Linked DNA regions of Mus musculus: all the other regions are linked to region 5. A link is a loop called in an ENCODE intact Hi-C map of the cell type or tissue named here. Cell type or tissue: heart. All regions are shown on one strand. Region 1 has its middle 40 kb from the start of Gm40661. Region 2 holds the start of Gm40659 (a long non-coding RNA gene). Region 3 has its middle 56 kb from the start of Gm40659. Region 4 has its middle 51 kb from the start of Gm40661. Region 5 has its middle 57 kb from the start of Akr1e1. Region 6 has its middle 34 kb from the start of Gm35615. Region 7 has its middle 46 kb from the start of Gm40658.

The links. Peaks named below come from ENCODE experiments on the same cell type or tissue, not always from the same donor. Only the 100,000 strongest peaks of a DNase experiment are listed, where the experiment ranks them.
Region 1: it touches region 5 in a loop (5-fold over the local background); 5 of 42 quality-filtered maps call a loop at or near these places.
Region 2: a loop joins it to region 5, with 4 times the contacts of the local background. A loop is called at or near these places in 2 of 42 quality-filtered maps.
Region 3: a loop joins it to region 5, with 4 times the contacts of the local background. A loop is called at or near these places in 5 of 42 quality-filtered maps.
Region 4: a loop joins it to region 5, with 4 times the contacts of the local background. A loop is called at or near these places in 5 of 42 quality-filtered maps.
Region 6: it touches region 5 in a loop (2.2-fold over the local background); 2 of 42 quality-filtered maps call a loop at or near these places.
Region 7: a loop joins it to region 5, with 5 times the contacts of the local background. A loop is called at or near these places in 10 of 42 quality-filtered maps.

What each region holds. Positions count from the first base shown.
Region 1 is chr13:5,591,068-5,595,067 of GRCm38, forward strand. No RefSeq gene overlaps it. Among named protein-coding and RNA genes, the nearest start is that of Gm40661, 40 kb to the left of the region's middle. In heart, no CTCF peak of the experiment used is centred here; a DNase peak (open chromatin) is centred at 1,594.
Region 2 is chr13:5,255,545-5,259,544 of GRCm38, forward strand. Gm40659 (a long non-coding RNA gene) reads left to right here and starts at 3,258. Exons shown (of 3, transcript XR_873108.1): 1 at 3,258-3,509. In heart, no CTCF peak of the experiment used is centred here; no DNase peak of the experiment used is centred here.
Region 3 is chr13:5,312,914-5,316,913 of GRCm38, forward strand. No RefSeq gene overlaps it. Among named protein-coding and RNA genes, the nearest start is that of Gm40659, 56 kb to the left of the region's middle. In heart, no CTCF peak of the experiment used is centred here; a DNase peak (open chromatin) is centred at 2,248.
Region 4 is chr13:5,602,416-5,606,415 of GRCm38, forward strand. No RefSeq gene overlaps it. Among named protein-coding and RNA genes, the nearest start is that of Gm40661, 51 kb to the left of the region's middle. In heart, no CTCF peak of the experiment used is centred here; a DNase peak (open chromatin) is centred at 2,016; H3K27ac peaks cover 1,749 bases.
Region 5 is chr13:4,664,580-4,668,579 of GRCm38, forward strand. No RefSeq gene overlaps it. Among named protein-coding and RNA genes, the nearest start is that of Akr1e1, 57 kb to the left of the region's middle. In heart, a CTCF peak has its summit at 2,396 (motif pointing right); no DNase peak of the experiment used is centred here.
Region 6 is chr13:6,253,272-6,257,271 of GRCm38, forward strand. No RefSeq gene overlaps it. Among named protein-coding and RNA genes, the nearest start is that of Gm35615, 34 kb to the right of the region's middle. In heart, no CTCF peak of the experiment used is centred here; a DNase peak (open chromatin) is centred at 2,240.
Region 7 is chr13:4,769,490-4,773,489 of GRCm38, forward strand. No RefSeq gene overlaps it. Among named protein-coding and RNA genes, the nearest start is that of Gm40658, 46 kb to the left of the region's middle. In heart, a CTCF peak has its summit at 2,145; DNase peaks (open chromatin) are centred at 2,162 and 3,082; H3K4me3 peaks cover 853 bases; H3K27ac peaks cover 1,580 bases.

The DNA of each region.
Region 1 (4,000 bases), 930 kb after region 5:
CAACTAAGTATTCCAATCTAAGGGGTTTGCTACAAAAATAGACTAAAACTGCAGCATTTCCCCAGAGAAGATAGACGTTCCAGAGAATGCATAGACAACTATTAGGCCAAATGGGGGGCCTCAAGAGAAATCATCCCTTGTGACTCCTTCATAGTAGGCTTGCCAAACCCTGAACTGTGAGGTGGTGGACATTTTTGTGAATTACCCAGACTGTGGTGTTTGCCATGGCAGCATCAACAGCTATAAAATCTGTTGTGAGCTGGTCCCCACCATGACCTCTCTGCTCTGCTGATGTGAAGGCTTTCATTACTCTGGGTCTGATTTTAAAAAAGTATAAGTTTCACAAACCTTGCACAGCTGAGGGAATACGCCCAGATGTTGGAAGTCGGATTTCTTCTTCCAGCATTTGGAAAAGCAAGAGGCTCAGGAAGGGGCAATAACAAAAAGAAACTGAGCCAGAGACTGGGTTAGTCAGCCAGATGCTTCTGGCACAAACACATAAAAGGAAAGGAAACACAGTTTTGTTTTTTGGAAAAAAAAAAAGAAAGAAAGAAAAGGAAAGGAAAGGAAAGGAAAGGAAAGGAAAGAAAAGAAAAGAAAAGAAAAGAAAAGAAAAGAAAAGAAAAGAAAAGAAAAGAAAAAGAAAAGAGTGATGTCTCCCTATAGTACTATAATCTGGTAAAACAAGGGACTTATCAGCTAGTCTTCTTTCAAACAGAGAAGAAGAACTTGACACCCATTTATATATCAACACAAAAACCTTTCCTTTCCTTCTTTATGTTATTTTATTGTTTGCCAGACTGATTCACAGACCTGGATTTTCAGTCACAATTGCACCCTCCTTCCATCCTCCCTCTCCTGCTTGAGGGAACAAGGGCCTCCTTTGACTGTTTGTCAGTTTCTTCAGGGACTCTGAATAATGAGAGTGTTTCTGCCTGGGTAAGGGGAGGAGCTTATTTACTACAATAAGAATGATTTGTCACCGGCTATGCCACTCATGAAAATAATACTCCTTCCTCCAATGACTGTTAACTGTCAAGAGTTCCCCACGAAGAATGGGAAGAAGCAAATACCTTGGGGATGTGTATGCTGACAGGTTTATCTTTCTGAGTGGAATATGAGCTATCCTCTTCTGATGGAGCATGGCTTTCACTTTCAAAATGCTGATAATCAACCCTCCAAAGTGATAATCAAAGAATAAAATTTTTTATTTGTGCCTCCTTTCCTAAGGAATTGAAACAATAGGCTGGTTTTTCTTTCAATGTTTTCTGAACTTTCCATGTTTCCCTATTTCCTTGAAAACCAGAGGCTCAGAGTGATAAGACTGAACCAGGAAACAATTTGAATTACTCACCATTAAGAGTGCCCCTATGGCCAGTGACCGATGAATTCTATAATGTTACATCTTTCCTTCGAGTGTATTTATTATTTTTGCATGATTTCCTTGAGTTCATGAAATACTAGTGAAACAGTGTGACCTCATCAGCAGATATAAACTTGTTGATGTCCACGAAATGCTGATTAGCTGCTACTGCTTTGGGTACTTCCTGCTGATGAATGAAGAGAGCCAGAAATAGACCTTCTTGGCAACTGGCAATGTGTCTGAACACATGCAATCGCTTCCTTCCACTGCAGAAAAGGAAATGTCTAGAAGAGTTGCTACAGAGAGATAAGGTGTTCTGAGGCTTTGTGGGAGAAGAAGACGGATCTGAATGGATGAAAAAAATAATGAGTAGAATCAACATGACCCAAGACTAATGAGCCCTGACAAATAGCTCTCCACAGGGCAATACACAACAAGATTCCACAGCTGGGTTGTACAAAGGCATGATTCTGCATGCACATAATCTTCTGTCCTATCATTGCCTTTTCCATTGTTGGTAATTCACCAGTTCTTTATTCAGAAACTACTGTGGGCCTTCATTTAGAGAGCTGTGACAGCACAGCAGACAGACAGAAATCTCTACCATTAGCATGCTAAGTTAGTGTAGTTTTAGGAAATAATACCTTGTTTCTGAATTTGAGAGTTTAAACTCTCAGTTTAAAAAACTACGATTTGAACTGTGGTTTGAATTTATAATAAATCTGGTCAATATGAGAATATGCACTTAAGTAGTAGCATAGGTACCTTTACAAGAGACAATTGAACATTATTCTACTCTATGGTCAAACTTGATTTCCTCAGACTTGTTGAGAACTCCAAGTAGAGAGCATTTTTTTTTCTGCACAGTGTATGTAGCAAATGAAATTACTGGAAATGTTGGAGCCACATTGTTATTGATATGCAGTCAAAGATGATCATGGAGTTATGTAAACCTGTGATAAACTGAGACTGGGAGTTAAGTTCTTGCTCGGGCTATACGTGAATCTATTTTTTTATTAGATATTTTCCTTATTTACATTTCAAATGTTATCCCCTTTCCTAGTTTCCCCTCCAAAAGCCCCCTATCCTCATCCCCCTCCCCCTGCTCACCAACCCACCAACTCCTGCTTCCTGGCCCTGGCATTCCCCTATACTTGGGCATAGAACCTTCACAAGACCAAGGCCCTTTTTTCCCATTGATGACAGACTAGACCATCCTCTGCTATATATGTAGCTAGAGCCATGAGTTCCACCATGTGTTTTCTTTAATTGGTAGTTTAGTCCCAGGGAGCTCTGGAGATACTAGTTAATTCATATTGTTGTTCCTTTTATGGGGCTTCAAACCCCTTCAGCTCCTTGCATACTTTCTCTAGCTCCTTCATTGGGTTCCCTGTGCTCTGTCCAATGGATGGCTGTGAGGATCCACTTCTGTATTAGGCACTGACATAGCCTCTCAGGAGACAGTTATATCAGACTCCTGTCAACAAGCTCTTGTTGGCATCCACAATACTGTCTGGGTTTTGTGGTTGTCTATGGAATGGATCCCCAGGTGGGTCAGTCTCTGGATGGTCATTCCTTCAGTCTCTGCTCCACACTTTGTCTCTGTAATTCCTTCCATGAGTAGTTTGTTCCACCTTCTAAGAAGGACCGAAGTATGCAGACTTTGGTCTTCCTTCTCCTTGAGTTTCATGTGTTTTGAGAATTGTATCTTGGGTTTTCCGAGCTTCTGGGCTAATGATCCACTTATCAGTAAGTGCATACCATGTGTGTTCTTTTGTGTGGGTTACCTCACTCAGGATGATATCCTCCAGATACATCCATTTGTCTAAGAATTTCATAAATTCATTGTTTTTAATTGCTGGGTAGTAATCCATTGTGTAAATATACCACATTTTCTGTATCCATTCCTCTGTTGAGGGACATCTGGATTCTTTCCAGCTTCTGGCTATTATAAATAAGGCTGCTATGAACATAGTGGAGCATGTGTCCTTATGACATGTTGGAACATCTTCTGTGTCCAGGAGTGGTATTGCTGGATCCTCTGGTAGTACTATGTCCGATTTTCTGAGGAACTGCAAAATTGATTGCCAGAGTAGTTGTATTGGCTTGCAATCCCACCAGCAATGGAGGAGTGTCCCTCTTTCTCCACATCCTCCCCAGCATCTTCTGTCACCTGAATTTTTGAACTTAGCTATTCTGATGGGTATTAGGTGGAATCTCAGAGTTGCTTTGACTTGCATTTCCCTGATGACTAAAGATGCTGAACATTTTTTTAGGTGCTTCTTGGCCATTCAGTAATCCTCAGTTGAAAATTCTTAGTTTAACTCTGTACCCCATTTTTAAAATAGGGTTATTTGGTTTTCTGAAGTCTTAACTTCTTGAGTTCTTTGTATATATTAGATATCAGATTTAGGATTGGTAAAGATCTTTTCCCAATCTCTTGGTTGCCTTTTTGTTTTCAGTGTCCTTTGCCTTATAGAAGCTTTGCAATTTTATGAGGTCCCATTTGTTAATTCTTATATTACAGTACAAGCCATTGGCGTTCTATTCAGGAATTTTTCTCCTGTGCCCATATGTTTAAAGCTCTTCCCACTTTCTCCTCTATAAGTTTCAGTGTCTCTGGTTTTATGTGAAGGT
Region 2 (4,000 bases), 590 kb after region 5:
CAGGGCTCCTTATATACATGCACATGAACATGTGCTCATGCACTCAAACACACAAATGAAGAAATAATAAACACTTAAAAATCAAGTTCACTGACATCTATTGATTTTAATGCTGTTTAGATTTTTATCCACTGACAAAACTCAAGCAATGTTTATGCCAGAAAAATCCAATATTCAGAAAATGGTGATACCGGACCTGATTTTCATTTCTTCTCCTTATTCTTCTCATTTCTAGTCTTGGATCTCAGACAGCAGTGTGCTCCTGCTGTACACCTATACAACCATGTATTTATTTCCAGCCATCTAGATATGGCACATTAGCCAGAATTGCTTTATTCTTTCATTGATAACTAAGTTTTCTGACTGTTTATATTTCCAGGCTGTAAATCCAGGCTGACAAATTTCTTGATGTCATTAAAATGATAATGAAAGCCGAATTTGTGTTCTCTTATGACACATATAGAGAATTCCACAAATTGCACACCTAAGAAAGCCTGTGATGGAATTGAGTGCCATGAGTCCAAAACTCATTGAGTTTGTATCTTATTACTAATAAGGAGTCACTGATGAAAACACTTTGAAGAATTATTGGGGTATTTAGGAAGTTAGTTTACTCTATCTTGAATGGCTGTGTCAAGGTGACAGGTTATACTCTGACCCATTGGTAACACCAGCCTGGCACCTTGCACTGCCTAGGATTATGTGGCCATGAAGACTGGGGACTTGTGAACAAAATGTCTGCCTTGTGCCCAGGCTGAAGTTTGTTGAATAACATGATTCAATTGTTTAAACATACACAACAGCCACGACTGTTATCATAGCTGAGCTCCTTTTCTTTGTGCCAGTTATTGGAACATATTAGCATCTACATGAGACCCTAATGTTGTCAGTGTAGTGGGATGTACCAGCCACTGTACTAATGTGCTTTCCCTGTCTAAATGCACTGCTCCCCAAGCTTTTATGGATGGAAAACTAGATAACTCTGCTTCATAAACTGCACTCGTAATAGCTTGAATTATGGACAGAAGAATGAACAAAATAGATAAGAAGAAGGGACAGATAACAATGTTAATTGTAAAACTCAGGAGGCTGGAGCAGCCACTTTCACAATGCAAGTCTTTGAGCTTCCCATGTTAGATATTTTTAAATGAAATGTTTGAGATTGTGGATTGTGCTTATGGTAGTAATTAGCAATCAATGATTTACTGTATGAGTACACAGCCTAGGGAAATATGGAGCCATTTTCAAGGAGATGATTTGATAAATCACATGGTTCTCTGGGTTATCAATTTTGTTCAGATTTGTACTTTTGTTTTCTAAATATGAGTGAAGAAAATGGCACTGAGTTAAGTAGCTTGTCGTACATTATAAGACCCTTTGGAAAATATAGTTGGCTATGACTGCTCCTAGAAGACCTTCTTGCTAAAGCCTTGATGTCCACCTTGGTGCTCTTGGGGGTGAGTGAAAACATTAGGTGATGTAAAAAGAATGGAGGTCTCAGACTTAGAGGTTCATCTTTGGTTATGTATTGGGACCCAGATCTTTTCTTCTCTCTTTAATTTCCAGGGCATAATTTTGTTCTTCTACCAACTTCAAGTTATGTTAATCCTGGCCCCAAGAAATGGGCCTAATCAATCATGAGCTAAAATCTCAGACTCTAAGCCACAATAAACCCTTTCACTTTATAACTTGATTATCTGTTATAGTGATAGAAAACAAATTAATGCTCAGCATTTTACATTAGCTTATTGGTTTGCCTTGGCTTTATTTTTTAATTTGATTATATTGGTGAAGAAATCATAAAAGACCAATGATTTCTCTGTAAAATATAAATTCAACATAAATCACTAATCCCATTTGCTAGTGACAACTGTGGTTGGCATAATAATATATTAATGTAAGAGACAGAACGAATCTAATTAGATTTGTATAAACCTAGAAGAAATTGTAAAATCAATAATAAATAGCTGACAAATATTTAAAGATCTGTCTAGTAGTTTGTAATAGTTAAATTGTATTTCCAAAATTAATAAACTGTCATGAATACCCAGGATAACAGTGAACTCAGATAAACTACTAGTGACAAAGGAAATACAGAATCAGGAGAAAGAAAGTAATGGGTCTATTTTTACTCCTCATGGAAATGTTGTGCACTTTTGTCCAATACTTATTAGTTTGTGTAGTTGTAGAAGTGAAAGACAACCTCACTAGGTTTAGTGGATTCACAAGGAATAATACTTTAAAAGTGTTTATGCATTAGCTTTCTTAAAGTAGGAAAGGGAGGTATTTCGTCTTGTACTTTGAGAGACTCCAGAATTTTCTCACTTGTATAAGAAAAAAAACCCAAAAGAACATCTACACTAGCAGAAGAGAGTGGATTAAAAATTGGCTATGATGGAAAAGGCAAGCAGAGTTTGGCATGACTATCATGGCAGCTTATACTCAACAATGCCCAGGGTCTTGGCAACATTAACTGTGTGAAAAAATGCCAGGAGAATTATGGGCCTTGACTTCTTAAAATAACAGGATTTCATTTAGTGGATTGTTCTGCACAGTTCAGCAGACAATGGCCACAGGCTGTCTTCAGTGGTTAGTGTTCAGACCACAAAATAAATTGAGGATGCAGCTAACATAAATAAGAACTTTCGAGAGCAAACCACTGAAAAGAATCAAATGCTGTGGACAGTGAAAGGTTTGAAGATGCAGCCAGATCCTACCTCATAAGCTTTCTGCTTGCTAGCCACAGAAAATGCAACTGGCAGGTTTCAAAACAGTATTTTTGTTTGTACTTTCCCTTGTATTTTACAATATTGGGGATCAAACCCAGAGACTATCCTAATAAACTTGGATTCGTTTTTAAGATCCAAAGAAAAACTACTGCACGTGGCCCTGTTTTGTAGGCTGCAGAGCATTGTAAAAACTTGGAAGCAGTCATGAATTAAAAGGAACCAAATGAGTCAGCCAGCCACAGGATGTCAGAGGCCGGCAGGGTATATTGCTGTTTGAAATCTGTATTCCAAACTTCTTGTAAGATTAAAGATGCTTCGGCATCCTGTGGCCCACAACATCAGCTGAGTTGAAGGGCATAGCGGTGGGCAAAACAAGCCCCACTCATTCACTTTTGTCCGAAGACAGTAATGGTTGCCACTACTCTTAAATTGAATCAGACAGCACTGAGGAGAGAATGGGGGCAGAAAACAGAACCTTTAGTTTTAGACAGAACTCTTCAGTGACCTGATACAATTCTCTAGGGAACATTCTCCTGATCTGACCTAGGAGTAGGGCATGAAGAAGTCCCGCACTGCTGTGTCAAGAGTTGACCACAATTAGGTGTGCTGTCTTTCCTAGTCCCGAGTACTCAGCACTGTTTCATGATCTCTCTTCAGGTTTTGAGAGTTTGTTTCAGGCTTTCTGCATGCATCTTCTACAGATTTCAGAATTAGGGTGTTACCATTATTTTCCTCCACAGAAGACACATCTGGGGACTTGGCTTTCTAGCAGATCTGAAGGTAAGTAAAGGGTAGAGTTGATATTTGAACACATGTGTGGTAGGAAGCTGGGATACCCAACTGCCTGGTGTTAGCACCGAATGCCTGGTGTTTAGAAAGTTCTTTCCGAGAAACCAGATTGAATGCCCCCAAATTTTTTGAATTCCCTCTGTCCCATCACACACTGGTCTTATTATGTTCTTACAATTGTGATTTCCGTTGTTTTTTTTTTTTTCTATTTCTGACCACATATATTGATTGACACATGATAGAAAATTTTTGTGTAATATAAAAATGCATACGTTCATATTTCTTGGACACTTACTCTTATATTCATCCTTAACAAAGGTATCCTAGTCAGGAAGATCCACTTCATTTGAGAGTGTGTTTTTTTCTTATTCCTTTTTTTAAAGGTAAGTAGCAAGTAGTTTTAATTGCATAATATGATAATGGGTACTTACTGTTATATATTTAATAGTAAATATTTCTATGTAAGAATATGTAATTTTAAA
Region 3 (4,000 bases), 650 kb after region 5:
CGGTCACAAGAATGCTCATTTTCTGCTCCTGACATGAAGTTTCCCGGGAGAACAATTTGCTAGTATCCAATAAAGTTCAAGACAAACACGGAGTCTTTCCAAATAATCTCATTTGCAGATATTTGAGGGAAGCCTCAAACTTAACGTCAAAAGAGAACAAGTAAACGAAGCAGAAGGGGAAGAAGAAAAGAAGCCACATTAGAGGGAAATGACTTAAAAGACACAGATGAAATCTTGTTTAAAGGAATATCTAACACCTGTAAAATATGCTCAAATGGCAACTTCTAGAAATGAGAACAGAAAACAAGGAAAGATAAAAGAGACAACGAGCGAAGAAACAGACTTTTTTTTTTTGATGTGTAACATGAGAGCGAGATTTTTGTTTTGTTTTCTCAAGAGAGTTGGGGGTTTAGCAACTGAAGAGAAAGACATAACCCAGAAAACAGGAGAAAGGGAATGGGTTTAAAGCAGCAGAAGTGAGGCAGGGATTTAGAAGGTGGGTAAACAGTATTGTCACAGGGAGACAGTCTCCATGAGAGCTGTAGAGCATACAAGCTGCCGCCATCTGTACCAGAACTATCCTTGCTGAGTGAGGCAGGACAGACGCTGCAGGGGTCCTCAGTCCACTGCTTCTCTTTGGTTATCACTCTGGTATACAGGCCTGTGTTTCCCTTTAAGGACACTTAATTCTTTGCTATATGTTATATCAACACATTAAAATATCATCTTCTTCTTCCCCAATGCTCTGATTTTTGTAGAAAAAAAAGTGGGGCAATGCATAAAGGCCATTAATTTCCAACAATGCTATTTTTGAGAGTTTACATGTATGCAACTGCCAGTGGGCTCATCGCTTCTGCTGGGTTTACTTTGCAGCTGCGGTATCAATTGCTGTACAAGTTCAATGGGATCCCTCTGCCTCTGTGGTTGCTGCATAACCTTCCAGAACTGGCTGGTAATCTTCTTTGCAGACTGAAACTGGGATAGCTACTGCTTTCAGAGGCATGAGGCATTTGTGTGGACAGCAGCGGCTGGACCCACTGGCTTTAAACTGGAAGTATGATTGCCCAGCCACTAAAGAATCCATTATGCAGGCTCATAAAATGATATCAAAGAGACCCTGTACCACCAACACTGGTTTTTGAACCCAGGTAAATAATTCTGTTGTCACAGTAAAGCAATGTCTGTCCTGGAAATAGAAAGTGTTGTGTACAATATTGACGACCAAGTACTTACAAAGCAGAATATGCTGCATGAGTCACATTCCTTAAATGAGACAATAGAAAAAATACCCTTGAAGATTTTTGAATAGGTACAAATGAAGTTACCCCAAAATATAAAAAGAGTGACAAGACAAATGTGAGGCATTTGTTATCTGTAAGAGGGAAGAATGTGTTATTTCAGAACTTTTAATCTTTTGTCTGCCTTCATATTATCCTCCTACATTTCTTTTAAGTCCTGAGACAGGAGCTAAGCCTGGCCCTGAGCTTGCTGTATAGCTGAGGATGATCTCAAGCTTTTGATCTCCTGCCTCCATCCTCAAAGTGCTGCGATGGAAGGCTTTACCACCATGCACAGTTGTATGTGGTGTTGGGAACTGAACCCAGAATTGTGTGCTTGCTAGGTGCTCATGCTACCGACTGAGCTACACATCTAGTCTGTTTTCCATGCCTCTATTATTTTTTTCACACAAAAATACAAATTTCTAACATTACATGAAATATAAATGATCAAATTATGGTTCTTAGGCATGACATTTGTGCTGCCATGGTCAGGAACTGTTAACCCTCTAAGGAACCCTAGCTACCCTTTTTATCTGCTGGCATAAAGCACACTCTGAAATTCTACAAATGCTGAATGGAAATCCTGAGCAGCAAAACCAGAAACTAAAATTAATATTTAACTTTGAAATTCACTATGTTGTCTAATACACCCTGACAAGAATCACTCTGTGACATGCATTTTTTAAAATTATCATGCAATATCTTAGGTATCAAATTAGGCATTTTTCAAGCAAAATTTGTTTTGGTTACATCAATTCTTCTCTGTGACACCCCCTTCCTTTATATCAAAATACTTATATGAGTTCGTGGAAGCAAAGCATCTTTCTTTAAAAAAGATTTTGCCAGTGTTTAATGTCAGCCTCTGATTCTCACCATTCCATGTGTTCCCGAGCTTCAGGAAGAACAAAGACACAGACAGTAGCTAGCTTGATTCACAGCTCCAAGTCACTTCCTGGATCTGTTTGTGTTCTTTTAGTGAGGCAGGCCCTGGCAGGTCCCTCCTGAGTAATTGTTCAGGATCCAAAATTGTAAGTGCCAAACTTACAAAAATTCAGGAAATGCACAACAAAAGACTTAGAGGGGACAAAGCATTAGGTCATCTCTTCCCTCCACTTGCAAACTTCTCTCTAGAATAGTTCTAGCTGTTTTCAAAAATAGGGCTAAAACTTATTCCATTCAATTCTCAAAACCAGAACAAAAATAAATGATTAATATCCATTGGGGGCTTAGTGTCAGAGTCATCTCTAGTTAGTGTTTATGTATATTTATGCCATCTACAAATTGAATATAAAACAAAAAAGTGAAAACATATATGCACTTATATGTGTAAATATGCATGTGTATATACATGTATTTACATTTATATATTTTTACCTCCAAACATAATCACACAAAAACATCTATTTGAACCAAGTATGGTTAGCAATCATAATTACAGAGTCAAATTGTGTTTGATTTTTTGCATATTTTATTGTCTGAATGTTGATTTTTTTTTAACGGCATATTCATAGCACACTCCCATCCATCAGTGTCCTAGCAACACTGGGTTGTTCTAATAGTTACCCTAAGGAAGAAACGTGTGGGTTATACTGACACAGAATGAAGACTTTGTGATATTAGTTCATTTCTCTATTTTACGGCACTGAAGATCAAACCCAGGGCTTCACACGTTAAAGAAGAATGTCAGTTTTAGGTCTATATCCACAGCACAGGCATGTGATAGTTCTCATGTGAGATTTGAGCACTGGACTTGTCACTGCTGACTCATTGGCTCTTTGATTGATGATTGGAATTATTTTCCTTTTCATTTTGCTCCCTGGCAAAAAGCTAAAGGCATGTAATCATTAAGCAGTGTGTGTAAGAGACAGATTGCAGGACAGAAAACCATAGGAGTTACTTAAAAGCCAAAGCATATAAAATAATTTATCCTTCACAGACATTTCTATATCCACTGGAGCAAGCATATGCTTGACTCATATTCAACCGAGCAAGTAGAGTGTTCTTATTCTTCTCTGCATGGACACGGCAGTCATCATCATACAATTTCTTAATAAGCTCTTTTAACCAACGCCCCTGAGCACCAAGCTTAAGCGACTGTGGCCTCAAAATCACCACATTTTACTCTCCTCAAGTGCATGGCTGGTGCTGAACTACACTAATTTACTATCTTTTTGCTAGTTTGCAAAATTTCTCAATGTCTGTGTTGCTTCCAAAGCTTGTAGCAAACACAGGCAAGAAAAAATAATTAATTTTGAGACCTCTGGTGAGGTTGGGAATAGAATTGCAGAGTCTGTCATTTTATGGTGCCTAGTGTTAGCTGGTTAAATTGCAGTATTATCATCAGGTGGCAACCTGAGTTTCTCTATGTAAGAGGAATCCTTAGGATGAGAGCCTATTGTTATCCTTTCTTTCACCCCTATTTAAATGCATGTAACAACCTGCCTACTTCAAGCAAGTTTCCTCAAATTTAAAATTTCTACTAAGGTATGAATGTTGGTATTTTCTGTAATCTTTGCAATCAGAAATATTAGGAATAAGACATACAATTCCAAGGCCAGCCAAAATGACATAGCAACAACACCTTGGCCCAAAAAAATTAAAAACCAGGGATGGAGAAATGGCTCAGTTGTTACTATACAGTCGTGATGACTAGCATGTAGCTCCTAGTACTACAAAGACATAATAGCTGGGTATTCCACAAACACTTGCAGTTCTATTTC
Region 4 (4,000 bases), 940 kb after region 5:
TATTATGATGACCATGACTGAAATTTGCATTATTTGTAATTATGTGAATTCCTGAGAAAAAAATATATAACAGTCTATGTTGATTTCATTAATGATCCAGAAAATGTAGAGCTGGCTCAGTGGATAAAAGAGGTATTGTATAAACATGAAAATAAGAGTTTGGATCTGTATAAAATTGAAGAAGAGAATACTTGGAAGTTTGAAGTCCTAACACTTAGGAGAGAGAGATGGAGATTTCCAGGGATAGGCTGGCTGGACTAGCCTCAGTCAGGAATTCCCCGTTTGCTAAATAACATGGAGAGCTATCAAAGAAGACACTCATAAGCAAAGTCTGGCCTCCACGGGCATGTGCACACACATGCAAGCACACACACACATAAGAACACAAAAACATAGACACACACACACACACACCCACACACACCCACACACACACACACACACAAGAACACAAAAACATAGACATACACACACACACACACACACACACACACACACACACACACACACACCCACACCCACACACACACACACAGAATGACTGACAAAGTGATCCTACTTTGAAAGTAAGAGTATCCCAGTGGGGCTTGGAACATTATTTTTCTGAAATAGAATTAACCATCCTTGTTGAAGCAATGTTACTTCCAAGTCCACATTTGTACTCATTTACATTGGCCACTGTGGTCTAAAGAGTGATTAAAGAGAAACATTACTTCATTTTACATTTCTATGATAAATGACTCATTATATTTTAATTAAGTTATTATTCCCTTGTAATTTCAATGATTTTCTTCTTAGAAAGTGCAATTCTGGTGAAGCTGGTTTTGTTTACATTTAGCATGTCCATTCAAAGGAAATGTTTAAACTTTTCTTTAATTATGGATTTTACACACTGATTTATTTTAACACTAAATGTGAAACATCCTTTTTAAGGATGGCGTCTTAGCAAAAACATTCACACACATGGCACTTTCATTTTCACCACAGTCCATTATGAATATATTAGGAGTCCTTATTTTCTTAAATAATTAGTTTTATTAGGGATATAAAAATAAAATAGATTAAATCACAGTACATAATTGAAACTTATGGTACATGGTACATAAATGTAGCCATCTGGACTCAGACTAAGAAAAGAAAAAATATGTTTTTTGCTGATATGTTCTGGTCTGAACAGATGTTTCAAAGCCCACATGGAGGATATGAACCACTTAAAATAACACGTTTGAGGATCAGCACTAGAATTATCAACAGCAAATGGCTGTTCTCATTGAATTTAATGAAATTGCAAATAAAGATAGGATTTCAGAGAGTTATAACAATGGAAGACAGTTGTAACCAATCTCCTAGTCTCCATAACACTGCTCTATCATAGGAGAACGATAAGTGTGCAAAATGTCCCACATATACTTATGCTAAGAAAAATCAGGAGGACAGTGTGTAAGTGTGTGTGGGGGTGGGGGGAATAATGTGTGTGTTTGTATCTGTGTGTAAGTCTGTGTTTGTGCATTTGAGTTGTATCTGTATGTTTATGTGAGTATATCTGTCATAGTGTGTAAACATGTACACATATCTCGATGTGTATCTCTGGGTTATGTGTCTTTCTCCCTGTCTGTGTGTGTTTGAATAACTGTGTATGTGTGTGACTATGCACTTGCCTTTGACTGAGTGCTCTGTCTCTGGGTGTTTTTGTCTCTCTGTGTGTCTGCTGTGACTGTGTATTTGTAGGAGTATGTACATGTCTATCTCTCTGCGTATATGTGACTGCATTTGTCTGACTGTATCTATGTGTATATTTATCTCATTTTCTGCACGTAGGAACAATGTAACTGTGTGTGTGCAATTTTAAAATAAAGGCCTGTTACACATGCTAAAGCTTCCCTGTCAATAACTTTCCACATTCCTTCTCTCAGTTGAAATCTAAGAATAACATTTCCTCTATTTAGGGACATTCCGTTCTTGTCTCGCCCATGAATAGCTAATTGCTCCTGACATTCCCATGTGACCATGACTTCAGCTCTTTAACCCACACAGAACTCTTTCCTGCTCTGAGTGTGACTGGGCATCCTGCAGTTAGCTTCTCTTAAACATTGCTTCAAGTAGTTTTAAAGGAAGATTGGAAGGCTGCAGTAAGATAAGGAGGAATTAAAGACATTGCACAAATAAAGATTTAAGCTTGTTTCACGTAAACTTGTCTTTAGATTCGTTGGGTACTTTGTTGGGCAAATATTTTCTGGTGAGGAATTAGATAAGGAAAAAGAACTATCCTGTCCATACTGAGTAGTATCATGTTGGCCTTGGCATTGTAGCTTGGTGTCCATATAGATTCTAGGCCACTGCTGTGGCACAGGAAATGCAATGAAGCAAAGGCTGCAGACATGTCTAAAATTCCCACCTTGAATGGAAGTATAAATGCATAAATGGGTCTTCAAAAACATAGAACAGGGATTTTCAAGAAAAGGAGACATGGGCGCAGTGTTTCTGAGAAGCATTCTATCACGCCACCTATCCTCATCACTGAGAGTTCTCTGTTACAGAGCTATGACTACAAATTCAATCTCTGATTTCTGGGCTAGGCTAGAAGCCGTGTTTCTCTCTTAGATTACCACATTCTAGAGTGTGTAGTGTGCAGTGTCCAAGGCACAGTCTCCAACATAAGGAGGAAGGACCGCAGTCATGTCAGCTTTTTAGAGAACAGCTTCTAGGCAAGAAGACATAATCAGAGGCAGAACTTATCCTGGGCTTTACACTTGCTTGTTTAGCCCAGGGCCTTGTATACAGACACTCAGCATAACCCCCAGGTCCAGGCAGCCACACTTACCAGAACCTTTACTTTATATTCCCGGTTTCCATCATGAGCTCTGACAGCTGGGTCCTGCTTCAGATTACCATCACCAGACAGATATACAGGGCTGTATGAATTATGCAACACTGTAACCAAGTAGAACTTTGCTTATCCCTGTGCTGACCATACAATGTTTGGTCCAAATATCTGCTCTTCATCCACCTGAGCACATACATGTGTGAAGTGAGAGTTAATATTTGTAAAATCAACTTGAGATTTCTAATCCCTGCCTAACTACATTGTGACTACATGACTTCAGTCTGTTGTAATGATTAGGTTTTCAAACCAAGGTATGTCAGCATATTTTCACTACACTGTGGTCCAAGAAGAAATAAAAAGTTTCAAGAAGGCACACTAAAATTGAAACTGACAACAGATGCCCACCCCAAAGTCACAGATGACTGGTGTGTAGTGGTGACCAAAAGGAGAAGAACAGCTCTGTCTTCTGTGAGTTTCAGGCCAGTCTGCTCTATGGATTAGAGAAAGTGTCCAGTCTTTTACATGACAATTGTTTTTATTTGAAAAGCAAGTACCAGCAATGTACCTACCTCCCAGGGTAGTTGTAAAACCTAAGAAGTTCATTCATGCAAACAAGTAGAAAAGCCTGTCATTGGGAAACAAAATCAAAACAAAAGAAACCAACAACAAAACAGTTCTCTTTTCAAAGGGAATAAAAGATGGTTTATTCTGGAGCCAAATATGAGTAACCATGACCCAGGAACACAGATATAGGTCACCCAAAATAACATGTCATAATGTGGTGACGGTTGCAAGATGTTTCTACATCAATCAATCAATAGAAATGATAAGTTGGAAGATTTTCAAATGCACTGGAGGAAATATGCAGTAGGTAGGATATAGAAAAACAGGAAAATCTCTTATGGCTTTCAATATCACCTGATGTTTGGAATGGTAGATGCTAAGGATCTTTGAACATTTTAGAAATGATTTTACCGAATAGTCCCAAGGGTGTTATGTCAAATACAGAGATAGACAATACATAGCTATCAAGAAGGCAAAGAATATCCAAGACAATTTGGCTCTAGAAATATTAACCCCCAGCTTTCCACAGTCATGGAAGTTTTAATCAGTTGCTAAGCCTTGCAAAGTCTTTAACACAAATTTGCATTATTTTTTTCTTGGAAATTCAGCTCC
Region 5 (4,000 bases):
ATATATATATATATATATATATATGTATATATATATATATATAATGATCTGCTAATTTTGAAATAAACTTAAAAATAATGTAAAGCCTGAGGTGTATTACTCCCTCCCTCATTTTTGAAAGAAAGATGTAAACATCTAGCAAGCATAATTCTGAGTCTCTGTGGTCACATTGTCAGTCAGTGACCTTAAAGATAGAACTGAGAAAGTGGGAATGATATTTGAATGGGGAGGATTTTAAAGGGGATTTCTGTACACTATAAAGTTGACTATTATTTTTAAGTCAACATAAGAACAGATTCCAAAGGATCAGTGTGATTACATTTTGAATAAAAATATTATCGCTGATAAATTTATGTCTTTGCATGTTTGACTATAGTAAATTTGTATTTAAAATTTTATTTAGCATTTTATAATTTGTCCACACTTAGATTGGTTCTTGAAAATTCCCTTTGGTTTCATGCTATGTGAGAATAAAAAAGATTAACTGGGTTATCTGATGGGTTTCCAGTGTCTTCCTGTTCACTGACTTTTTTAATAGACATGGCTTCTATAGCCCTTAGCAGGATTTGATTGCGCCCTTATTGATATTTTGATTGTTTTCCCTGGTCAGCCTTAATATGTTAAACCTCTTGAGATCTGGGCCAAGGTGATTGTCCTGTGGATACACTCATGCTTGACTGTAAATATTTACCCCACCCATTAAATTCATATAAACTCGAAAGCAACCAAAAGAGGAACATAGTCAACCCAGCCACTCAACTAGAGCTGGAGAAATGGAAATGAGTATTTGTTAGTTTTTGGAAGCACTGGGTTATTTGGTTATTGTTGTTGACTTCAGAAACAAAATGGTATTTAGCCCCAGAAGGGAATATACATCATATTCAGGGGGTTCCTGTAGTGAATTTATTTGTGACTGATAATTATTGCTTTATTTTATATCCATGTACCAATGTACTACTGTTTCTAAGTAGAGGTAGATGGAAGGGAGTGTGGAGACAAAGGAAATGATGGGATTGGGGTTGGCAATCCAAACTGCACCACTATATTCATACTAATGAAGTATTTCATAGAAGCTAAAAGGGATTTGCATTTTCTGAAGCATAGCCTTGCCATCCTTGTAAAGACATCACCAATGGTCCAGGTCTCAGAGGGAGTTTCAACTCCCAAGGCTCCCATTCTCATGAAGATCCTTAACTGTTTTCACAAAGCTCTGTCATGGACCTGTTAGCCATTCTTCATGGGATGTATTAAATAAGGATTCATTTAAAAAAAAAATTTGCTTACAGTCATGACCACAGTGTATATCAGCAGTTTAGCTGTTTAGTTTCATGATTGTTTCCAAACACTGCATATGGTTATGTAACATTTGTAGAATTGTCCTCTGTGTCCTAATTCAAGGACAGATTTTTGATTCCAGAATTTATCGATATCTTTACTCTTCTCAAGTCACTTTCAGCTGACCGTGGAACATGTTCTGAGGTAGCAATTCTGCAAACTTGATGAAGTGGACCTTCCCCAAAACTTGCTGTTTATTTTCAGTGATTGGTAATGGGAGAATAAGGGTATGTTTTTTCAATATTAGAATTATTTAAAGTCACCAAAACTATGTGCCCCTTTTATTTACCCTAAAAGAGACACATTTCTTCTCCCTTTCCATAGACACAAAACACCATTCCCTGTGTATCCTGACAGTTCAAAGAGATGCACAATGTCAAATAAAGAACTATGCTTTTTAATTATCTCTTTGATGTTATACCAAAAAAATGCATTCTTTTTTTTTTTTTTTTATGGAAAGGAATTTCCTTTGTTCTTTGTTCATTAATGTACTTGTATTCATCACAACTTTGACTCAAATCATCCCTTTCAGAAAAGCACTTGCGTTGCTTCCTGCTCCTTGGCAGGATGGAATCATGCATATGTATGACACATCACAAAGTGTCATTTTGGGAAAGACTCTGTTAGCATGCCTATGGGAAAAAGTATGGTTAGATGATTGTAGCCAGGGAAGCCGCTTCATTTTGCAGCTTTTAGCTTCCTGGAGTGAGACTTGAGTTGGGGGTGGGAGGTTCCATTTTAAATACTAGTTGTCAGCGTCCAAATGATCCATTTTTTTATACCAAAAAATCCAAAGTGGTATGCGTTTAAAAAAGAAAAATTCTGTACCTCATTAAAACACGTGAAAAGACGAATAATGCATGTGATGTAAAGCTCACAACTTCACATTATTTTTTAAAGAATCATAGTTATTGGCATTTATGCTCACCTTACATGAGGTTCAGAAAGCATTTTTGAAAGCCTTGCCAGAGAGAGAGAGAGAGCAGGGGTAAAAATGAAACACGCTGTTAAAAATGTGAACGAGATTAGCTTCTCAATTGGATGGCTTTAGAACTGCCAGCAGATGGCGCAACAGCCCATTTTAAATTTACCTCTGACAGAAAATGTCAATCATTCCCTCTCATTGCCTATGAGTTCTTAATGGTCCTAAAATAAGAAATTATTGAAAATTAATCTTTAAAAATATAACCACGAAACATTTAATAATCGTGCTAAAGTAATTATACCACTGTTAACATAATATCTGATTCCCCCCACCCCCCCATCTTAAGGTCTTCCTGGTACAAGTCTTGCTTTAATGGCTATGAAATCTGAGATTTGTGACCTTGAACTACCTACAGTGGAGGTGCTTAGAGAGCACCTTACTTAAATACATCCATGATGGATAGAATTAGCCATATTGTTAGTTGAGTTCTCTACCAGCCACGTAATAAAAATTTGGGAGGTATGTGATCATTAATGAAAATATATGTCTATCTATGTTTATTTAGTGCATTGGTCACATTTTCTGAGACATAAGTCATTTGAGGAATGGCATTTTCAGTGAGAACATAGCTTCCTTCCGTTTGTGTTGTGTGACCTGAGAAAGACATTTTGCCAAATGTTTCCTGTCCACCCTCTAGCTATTTCTGTAGTAAAGAGAAAGAGCTGTTGTTCACACATTTAATTCAGACTGTGAAGATGTTTCCTGTAGAGTCAACCGATTTCACAGTAAAAGAAATGATTAGGAAGATATAACTTTGACAATGTTGCTAAAGGGTAATGGACGTATACTATTCACAGTGTAAGCATTCATATTGAAAATCATGCTTATATTATAGAAAGAAAGGCATAATGGGAGGTTGAGGTCAGAAGGAACATACATTCTATCAATAGTAATCACCACAGCTGATAAATTAACATGACAGAAAGTTGATGATAGCCATGGACTTCAGATAATTACCTCATCCATGAAGGTGCGGCCAGCCTCTGGAGAATAGTTAGCATATGAAATTACTAACAAGTAAGTACAATTAGTATGTTAAAATTAATTTATTTCTCATTTTTTCATGATGATAATGCCAACTATTATAAAAGTTCTCTGCCAGATTGTAAATGATAATTTCTGTTGAAAATGATTAATTAAACACCCTTCTTACGAAAGTGATGCTTTTGTTTCCTTTCTGCTGCTGTGATAAAACAATGATCAAAAGCAGTATAGAAAAGAAAAGGGTTTAATTCGTCTCGTACTTTAAAATACATCACCGAAGTAATTCCAGGCAGAAACTGAAGTCAGAACTTGAAGTAGAAATCATGGAAGAATGTTGTTTGCGGGTTTACTCACAGGCTCATGCACAGATTTTTTACACATATCAGGACCACCAGCCTAGGGAATTATGCTGCTCACAGTATTCTGGGTCCCCAATATCAATTGACCATTAAGACAAGTCCTCTAGAAAATTCCTGCATACTTTCAGCTTATCAAAGGCATTCCTCATTTAAGGCCTCTTTTCTCAAATGACTCTGAAGTTGACTATTAAAGTAACCAGGATAGGTGAGAAAAAAGAATTTCTAGAAAATCAAAATTGTTGAAGAAAAATTCTTATCTACTTTTTTTCTCTTTCTTTCCTCTTTTTTTTGGTTGTTGTTTGTTTTAATCCACAGAAAATATATGTTTTGTTGCTTT
Region 6 (4,000 bases), 1.6 Mb after region 5:
GGAGCAGTGCTGTCATGAGAAATTGGGAAGCTGTGGAATCTATTTTCTGATTACAGGAAATAGATTACCTGGGAAGGGAGGCTCAGGCCTTGAGAATAACAGCTAAACCCCTTTCTATTAAAAATATTTATATTTATGAGTCATGTGATATACAAGCACATGGTTTTAGCTCTCTCTTTCTACCATGTAGCAGTCAACCATGATATTTTCCCCACCATGATACCACCTCAAAAAATTAGCACAAATCAGTATCACCTTCCTTCAGCTGCTTATCTTCCAATATTTCCTATTTATTGAATGGTTGTTCAAATACATGTATAAATCCTGACTCTTTTGTTCATCTCATTATTGCCAGTTAATCTCCAGGCCTCTAAACCTTTGAAGTTCACATATTGAAGGAAAGGTTTTCTTTGAACAGAAGTTGTGTGCCTTGGGCTGTTAATCTGAATTATGTTTACACCAATATGCCTTTTGATACGTTAATTGGGGGATACTCATGTGTAGGAGGTTTAGGAATAACACTTCTCTGTAAGGAGAGTGAAGGAACTAGAAATCTATAAGAAGCATTTCATCTTGGGCTAGGGACTTGGCTCAGACTCGAAAAGCTCTTACTGTGTAAGCCTTGTGGCCTGAATTCAATCTCTGGAACCCATAGAAAAAATGGAAGCACAGAATCAACTTCACAAAGATGTCCTTTAACCTTCAAATACACACCAGGGCATGGGCACTACATACTAACACTGTACACACAATGTTAATAAGAAGCAATTCATCTCATCTCCTTAATAACTTGCAAAAGAGATATTGACCACATTGTCTTGTTAATGAGGGAGAAAGTGGAGAGAAAGCAGATTCAAGCTATTGACAATAAGGAGTAGACCTAGATTCCCATCCAGAGAAGAAGGTAACTGAGGTAGAGAGTTTGATGTACAGGAAGGCATGAGAAAGAGATTGATGTTGAGGCTAATAGGCAGAGGAAACAAAATTGCTGTGGTGTCCATGAGACAGGTGAGCTGTCCAGTGCAAATGGCAGACTCCAAGCTAGATGAAATAAGTAGGATTACAACTTCATTTTTTAGAGCCTGTGAAACTTCTAGAAGGTCACCAAACCCAAGAAAAGTGTTGCTTTCCTTCTCTTCATGATTTGAATGCAAACTGCCTCCAATGGGTGCATGTGATTGGTCCTCAGTGGGTGATGCTCCTTGACAGACTGTGGATCCTCTGGGTGCTGTTCCTATCTGGTAAGCACAAGACATTAAAGGTGATACTTTGATTCTTGCTTCACCATGTTTGAAGTACTCTGCTCTCCATTCCCACATCCATTGAACTAGTTTTCCATGCCTTCCTGCCAATGATGAACTTCCTCTCTGAAACCATGAGCCAAAATAAATCTTTTTGACCCTTAAGTTGCTTTTGTATAGTTTTGTAGTCAGAGGAATGAGAAAAATAACCAATGTATTTATTTGTAGAAATTGGATAAAGTTAGGAGCCTGAGTTTGTATTTAGACTGAGGTACAATGACACGTGTAATGTTCTAAGTATAATGTGACTCCCTAACACATTCCTGTCTTCTCAGTGAGCTCTCAGCAGGCCTGTCACACAGAGTCCACAATCAGCAACAAGCAGGATGCACTCCATCAGTGAGACTGTGGAGGTATTTACAAATCTGACAGCCAAAGAACAAACACCAAGAGGTCATAGACATTCCTCAAGATGGATCTTCCAGCTCTTTTAGTTCAGGCCTACGAGTTCTCAGGATTTGAGGATACAAGAGGCATGATGTCTGCTTTCCCCCAAGGGGTTGATTTTTCTATAAAGAGAAAACTATGAGGTTAGCACGCAATGTGTCGGCTTACTCATCTGCCAAGGGAGGCAAATTCTAGTGGGAGTTTTGCCCATAGGATTTCAATACACAATTTATGGGTAATGTCTTGTGAAAATAAATGAGTTACAGTTTATACACACATACACACACTACACACACAAACAAAAACCCCAATAACAACAACAACATAATGGTTTTAACAGGCCTCTTATCACCTGAAATGGTTCAAATTATCTATAGACAGAAGTATAAGGAGAGGTGAAATTGACATCTGATGACTGCGAATAAAACAACCATTTGTATGGTTCCTTTTAGATCTGTATGAGTTCATCCATCTGGCAATTCTGCCTTGGGAATGAGCCAGCTGGGTGAAAGGAAGAGGACTTAACTTCCTTGTCCTGCACCTCGGGATATCCCCACAATGTGACCTTGATCCTTTTCTCTACATGACTCAGCCATATGGGTTGAAATGCACTGCGTATAATTGTCTTTCCAGACCTTTCCCTTGCAGAGGCTCATACAAAGTCTTCAAGAAGGTTTGTCTTCAAACAGCGTTCAAGCACAGAGACACATCGCTACTACTATTGGCTACCCATGGTATTTCATCTAGCCATGGGAGCATTGAGAATAGTAGAAAGTAAGACCACAGGGATTTGACATTACTTTTTAATATAGAGTGTAGGATCCATCCCCTGATGGGAAATCTGAATACTCATCCAGTGACATCATCTGAGGAGTTGATTATATGTCACTTGAGAAATATCTCATGTCCTACCTATTTCCCAATATGTATAATTCCTCTAGTAGAATTACTCCTCTGCCTTGGACTACCTCCATAGCACTTAGGTTAAAGTCAATATAACCACACTACCATTGAGTCATGTCCTGCTTTCTATCCAACAAGATAAGAATAAGACTCCTGAAAGGCAGGAAATGAGGTAAGCAAGTATGTGTTAACCTTCACATTAGTTAACTGTTCTCATCATGACCAATATATGTCAGAAACAACTTTTCATAAAAATCTGTATGTGTGTGGTGCATGCACATTTGGAGAAAAGAGGTTGACATTGGTTATCTTTCTCTATCACTCATTACCTTATTTGAGGGAGTGGTAACAAAGTCTCTCACTGACCCTTGATCTGGATGTTTGGCTAAGCTTACTGAACAGTGAACTCCTGGAGTCCACTTGTCTCTGACTCCTAATTAGGTTGGAAATATGTGCTGCTATGCCTGGCCTTTCCATGGGTGATAGAGATCTAAATTCCAAGTCCTTATGTTTATATAGCAACCAAGCACTTTACCCACTGAGTCATCACTCCAGCCTGACATAAACAACCTAAAGTAAGGGTTTATTTTTGCTCAGGATTTCAGAGGACTCAAGCACTTCATAACAATGTGGCATGTGGCAAACGCTTTTTTACATGAGGGCTGTCACAGTTTTAATTGCCTAGTAGACATAATTTAGAATCACTTGAGAAGAGAGGTTCAATTAGAAATCTTCTAAATCTGTTTTCCTGTGGGCATGTCTATGAGGGTCTTAATTATTAATTAATATAGAAAGACCTAGTCTACAGTGGGTGGCACCATGCTATAGCCAGGAGGTTCTGTCTGTGTAAGTGTAGCAAGGGTGCTGAGCATGAAGAATCATGTTTACACTGATACTTTCTCTGCTCTTGAATGTGGATGGGATGTGATTAGCTATTTTAAATTCCTGCCACCTTGCCTTCTTTTTTATGATGGATTGTAACCAGGAACTGTGAACTAAATAAACTCTTTTTCCCCTAAGTGATTTTTTTTTTGGCTAGGTTATTGGTATAGCAACAAAAAAATTTGAGCTAGAACAATACCTAACCAAATAGTGGAGGAAATGAGATGAGAATCAAGGGTGGTGAGTATCTCCATAGTAACCTATTTCCACAACTCAGGTACCAATCTATAAAAACTTCTAGCCTTCAGCATGGTGCTACAAACATTGGATTACATGTTAAAATCTTGACCTCATGGGGAGAACATTACAGAGAAAAACCATCATAATGTCTCAGATACAAGGCAGATACAGGACCATTAACTAAATCAGAAGCACTTGAGAAACTTTGTCTTTTCTGCATATCACAGCATAGTAACATTCAGATAGGTTTGGATGACTCATTTTAGTTTTATGTACCAAAGTCAGAG
Region 7 (4,000 bases), 100 kb after region 5:
ATGCCCCTCAACAGAGGAATGGATACAGAAAATGTGGTACATTTACACAATGGAGTACTACTCAGCTATTTAAAAAAATGAATTTATGAAATTCCTAGGCAAATGGATGGACCTGGAGGGTATCATCCTGAGTGAAGTAACCCAATCACAAAGGAACTCACACAATATGTACTCACTGATAAGTGGATATTAGCCCAGAAACTTAGGATACCCAAGATATAAGATACAACTTGCCAAACAAATGAAATTCAAGAAGAACGAAGACCAAAGTGTGGACACTTTACCCTTTCTTAGAAATGGGAACAAAACACCCATGGAAGGAGTTACAGAGACAAAATTTGGAGCTGTGACGAAAGGATGGACCATCTAGTGATTGCCATATGCAGGGATCCATCCCATAATCAGCTTCCAAACGCTGACACCATTGCATACACTAGCAAGATTTTGCTGAAAGGACCCAGATATAGCTCTCTCTTGTGAGACTATGCCGGGGTCTAGCAAACACAGAAGTGGATGATCACAGTCAGCTATTGGATGGGTCCCACGGCCCCCAATGGAGGAGCTAGAGAAATTACCCAAGGAGCTAAAGGGAACTGCAACCCTATAGGTGGAACAACAATATGAACTAACCAGTACCCGGGAGCTCTTGTCTTTAGCTGCATATGTATCAAAAGATGGCCTAGTCGGCCACCACTGCAAATAGAGGCCCATTGGACTTGCAAACTTTATATGCCCCAGTACAGGGGAACGCCAGGGCCAAAAAGGGGGAGTGGGTGGGTAGGGGATTGGGGGGGTGGGTATGGGGGACCTTTGGGATAGCATTGAAAATGTAAACGAGGAAAATACCTAATTATAAAAAAAAGAAACAGAGCTTTAGCACTTAAGGCTAAACACTGACATTTCTAGACACAGGACATCACTTACGCAAGAGAGAACAACATTCGTTTCTTATGTTCTTAACAAAACCCACCAGTTACACATTACACACTCATCCATTAGAAAGATGATGATTTAGCAGGGTTCTAGATGCTCACTCATGTGTGTGGTGGTGAAGATGTTTCTGCAAAAGTCACTTCACTTTACCCACAGTGCCAGTTGTTACATTTCAGCAATTTTTATGTACTTTCCACAAGACTTTGTATTTCCCTTTCAGCAATCCTTCTACTTTGAGATACCTTTTCTTCTGGGTTTTTGTATGGACATCTTAAGAACACATAACACAAGTATCTTTATTTAAGAATGTGAGATCAGTCTGTGTTCAGCACAGTATTATTGTGGGCTTTTATTCATAAATTGCTCTTAAAGCATATAGAAAGAGAACAGAACAAAAAAGTATGGTAAGAATTTTTTGAGAATATTTTTCCTAAGATTGTGTGTGTGTATATGTGTGTGTGTCTGTGCATGTGTATACACATACACACACACACACACACACACACACACACACACACACACATATATATATATATATATATATATATATATATATATATATTTGTGCTTGATATATATGTATTACTCATTAAATGTATTCATTAAAGTTGATGTAATGCTCCTTCACGGTTATTGTTTTTAAAGCTGTCCTCTTTTGAATAGCTTGAAGGTCCTTCAGGAATTGCAAGCTCTGTTGTGAAACAGAATGTTCATATCGTCCTGTTACTCTTTGGCTCTGCTAGTTCGCTGATTAAAATAGGCTCACGCGCAGGACGCTAATCTCTGTTTATAGAAAATAGCAAACAGATGGAGAAGCAATGATGAGTAAAAATAGACCCTTTCCTCCAGCAGATCTTTTAACACATAGATGTCAAGAAAGCCAAGAAGTCAGTGAAACCTAGTCTGGTGTTCCCTACACTACCCTGAAGTGACAAATCGCATAATGACAGGGATCCGTTTGCTCCTGAGGCAACAGCTAAGCGGGACTTCCAGTACTTTCTATTATAGGTGGCTTTTTCATTGCAACCTCCATTTACTTGGCAGGGCCTCTGGAATCTCTGACTGGAACTCTGAATGAACACTCCTCTTGTTTGAATCCTGCTGATCCCCCAACTGTAACTGGATCAGCTGACATCACCAGTGTGCTGAGCCCTGTGAAATGTCTCTGTAATTGGACTCCACTCTTGAGTCAGAGCTTGGTAAACCCTGGAGAGGCGCTGTGGTCCGCGTGCTCAGCATGACTCATGCCTCTAGTGCCTGGAGACTGTTGCTATGTGAGACTTCCTGTTAAGTGTTTACTTCTTACAGTGGGTTTGTCCTGTCCCAAGAGCTATTTGGATTTGGTATGCGGGGTGGGGTGGGGTGGAGTGGGGTGGAGTGGAGTGGGGGCAGGGGCAACTAGGGCAAAGGATTTGCCTTTTTCTTCTGAAAACAAGGATCCTGGGAGAGTCAGCTCTGAGTTAACTTCCTTAAATGGTCTGGCAGCTCATGTTTACAGGAAGAGGAAAATCTGGGAAATGCTGATAGAAGTCATAAATGCAAGGAGGGAAAAATAGCATAGTTGAGGTCATATGCAGGTGCCTGAGGGTTATTTTTTTTTAATGCCTATTTGTGTCATTCTTATGCCAAACATGCTTTAAATTATTCAAAATGGTTTTATTTAGACTGCTTTTAAAATTAAATAAACATTTTAAAGTTTTCAGTCAAAACTCTTCTGTGACAAATTAAGGAACATTGAAGAAAAGGCATAGAGACAACCTACCAGGTAGCACTTTACAATTGTGAAATCATTTTCTTTTCTGAATGATAGGTAGCTATAAGACACGGTGGCGGTTGAATAAACATTTAATCAAAACCAATATACGTTTATGTGAACATGTGTTTCTACACGTGGTTTTATAGATAGAAGTGGAGACTGGATAGAAGGCCAGTATATTACAAGGAAATGGGATTTGATTCTTCAACAGTGCTCAGATCATTCAGGCGTATGAATATACTGGATTGTGATGCAACCTTGGTAATAGGGAGTTCAAGCCAACTCTATTCTCAGAGTCATATGAATTCAGCTTAGTTCACATTGCCAAGGCACACTGGCAACTGCAGCTGACACAAGAGATAATCCATGTGTCAGCCAAGAACAGATAAAGAAGAGTATGAGATTCTTGGAGCTAACTCAGGCTGGGAACAGGAGAGGTGTTCATTGCTGTTCTGTAAACAGCAAAGACAGGAGCAGAATAAGGAGAATGTCATGTTGAACCTGTGAGTCACAAGACCAGAACTAAAACAAAGCCCTCGGGGGCCATATACACCCCAAGAAGCCAAAGGGGTGCTTTGGAGAAAGTCTAACTTCATTGTGCTTATAGAGTAGAGTGGTTAATGGAGCCAGCATTATGAACCTGCATATACAGCTCTTTCTTGTTCCTTCTCAAGAACAGTAGCTTTTCAGAAAGTTGAAGGAAAAAAAATAGCAAGTATTGGAAGAAGGTGTTACAGTAACTAGTACTGTATGTTTACTTTGCCTAGAAAGGATCTCATGCCATCCAGGCTGGCCTATTGAGGTTGGTCTTCACCTTTTAATCCTCTATGTGCTATTTCTCTTTTGTGAGGATTAGAGACATGATACCACCTTGCACCATTTAACGTATGTTGGGCATTGAACCCAATTGTAGAAATAATATTTCAGTATTCACAGAGCCAGAGAGGGCAATCCTCAGATTATGGGTTTTAAATGCAACCACTTGTATCATCATTAATACATACATCATAGAGTGGCTTTCTGTATGCATTTATATCTGAAAGACAACTTCAGTTAATTAAAAGGAACTTTGCCCTTCCTTTGTCTTTGACTGTTTTGGTCACATACTATCATTTCATCAGGAATAAAATAGCCTAATTCTTGTTTTGAATGAGAAAACGTACCTTGGTGGCTTTAATATGACTTTTGCTTATTAAATCATTTATTTTCTTATGTCATTAATTTGTAAGATTCAGCTCTTAGACTATGTTCAGCAAGTTCCATGCATGATCCATGGTGCATATGTTCTCATCTGCTGACAGACCTAACCAG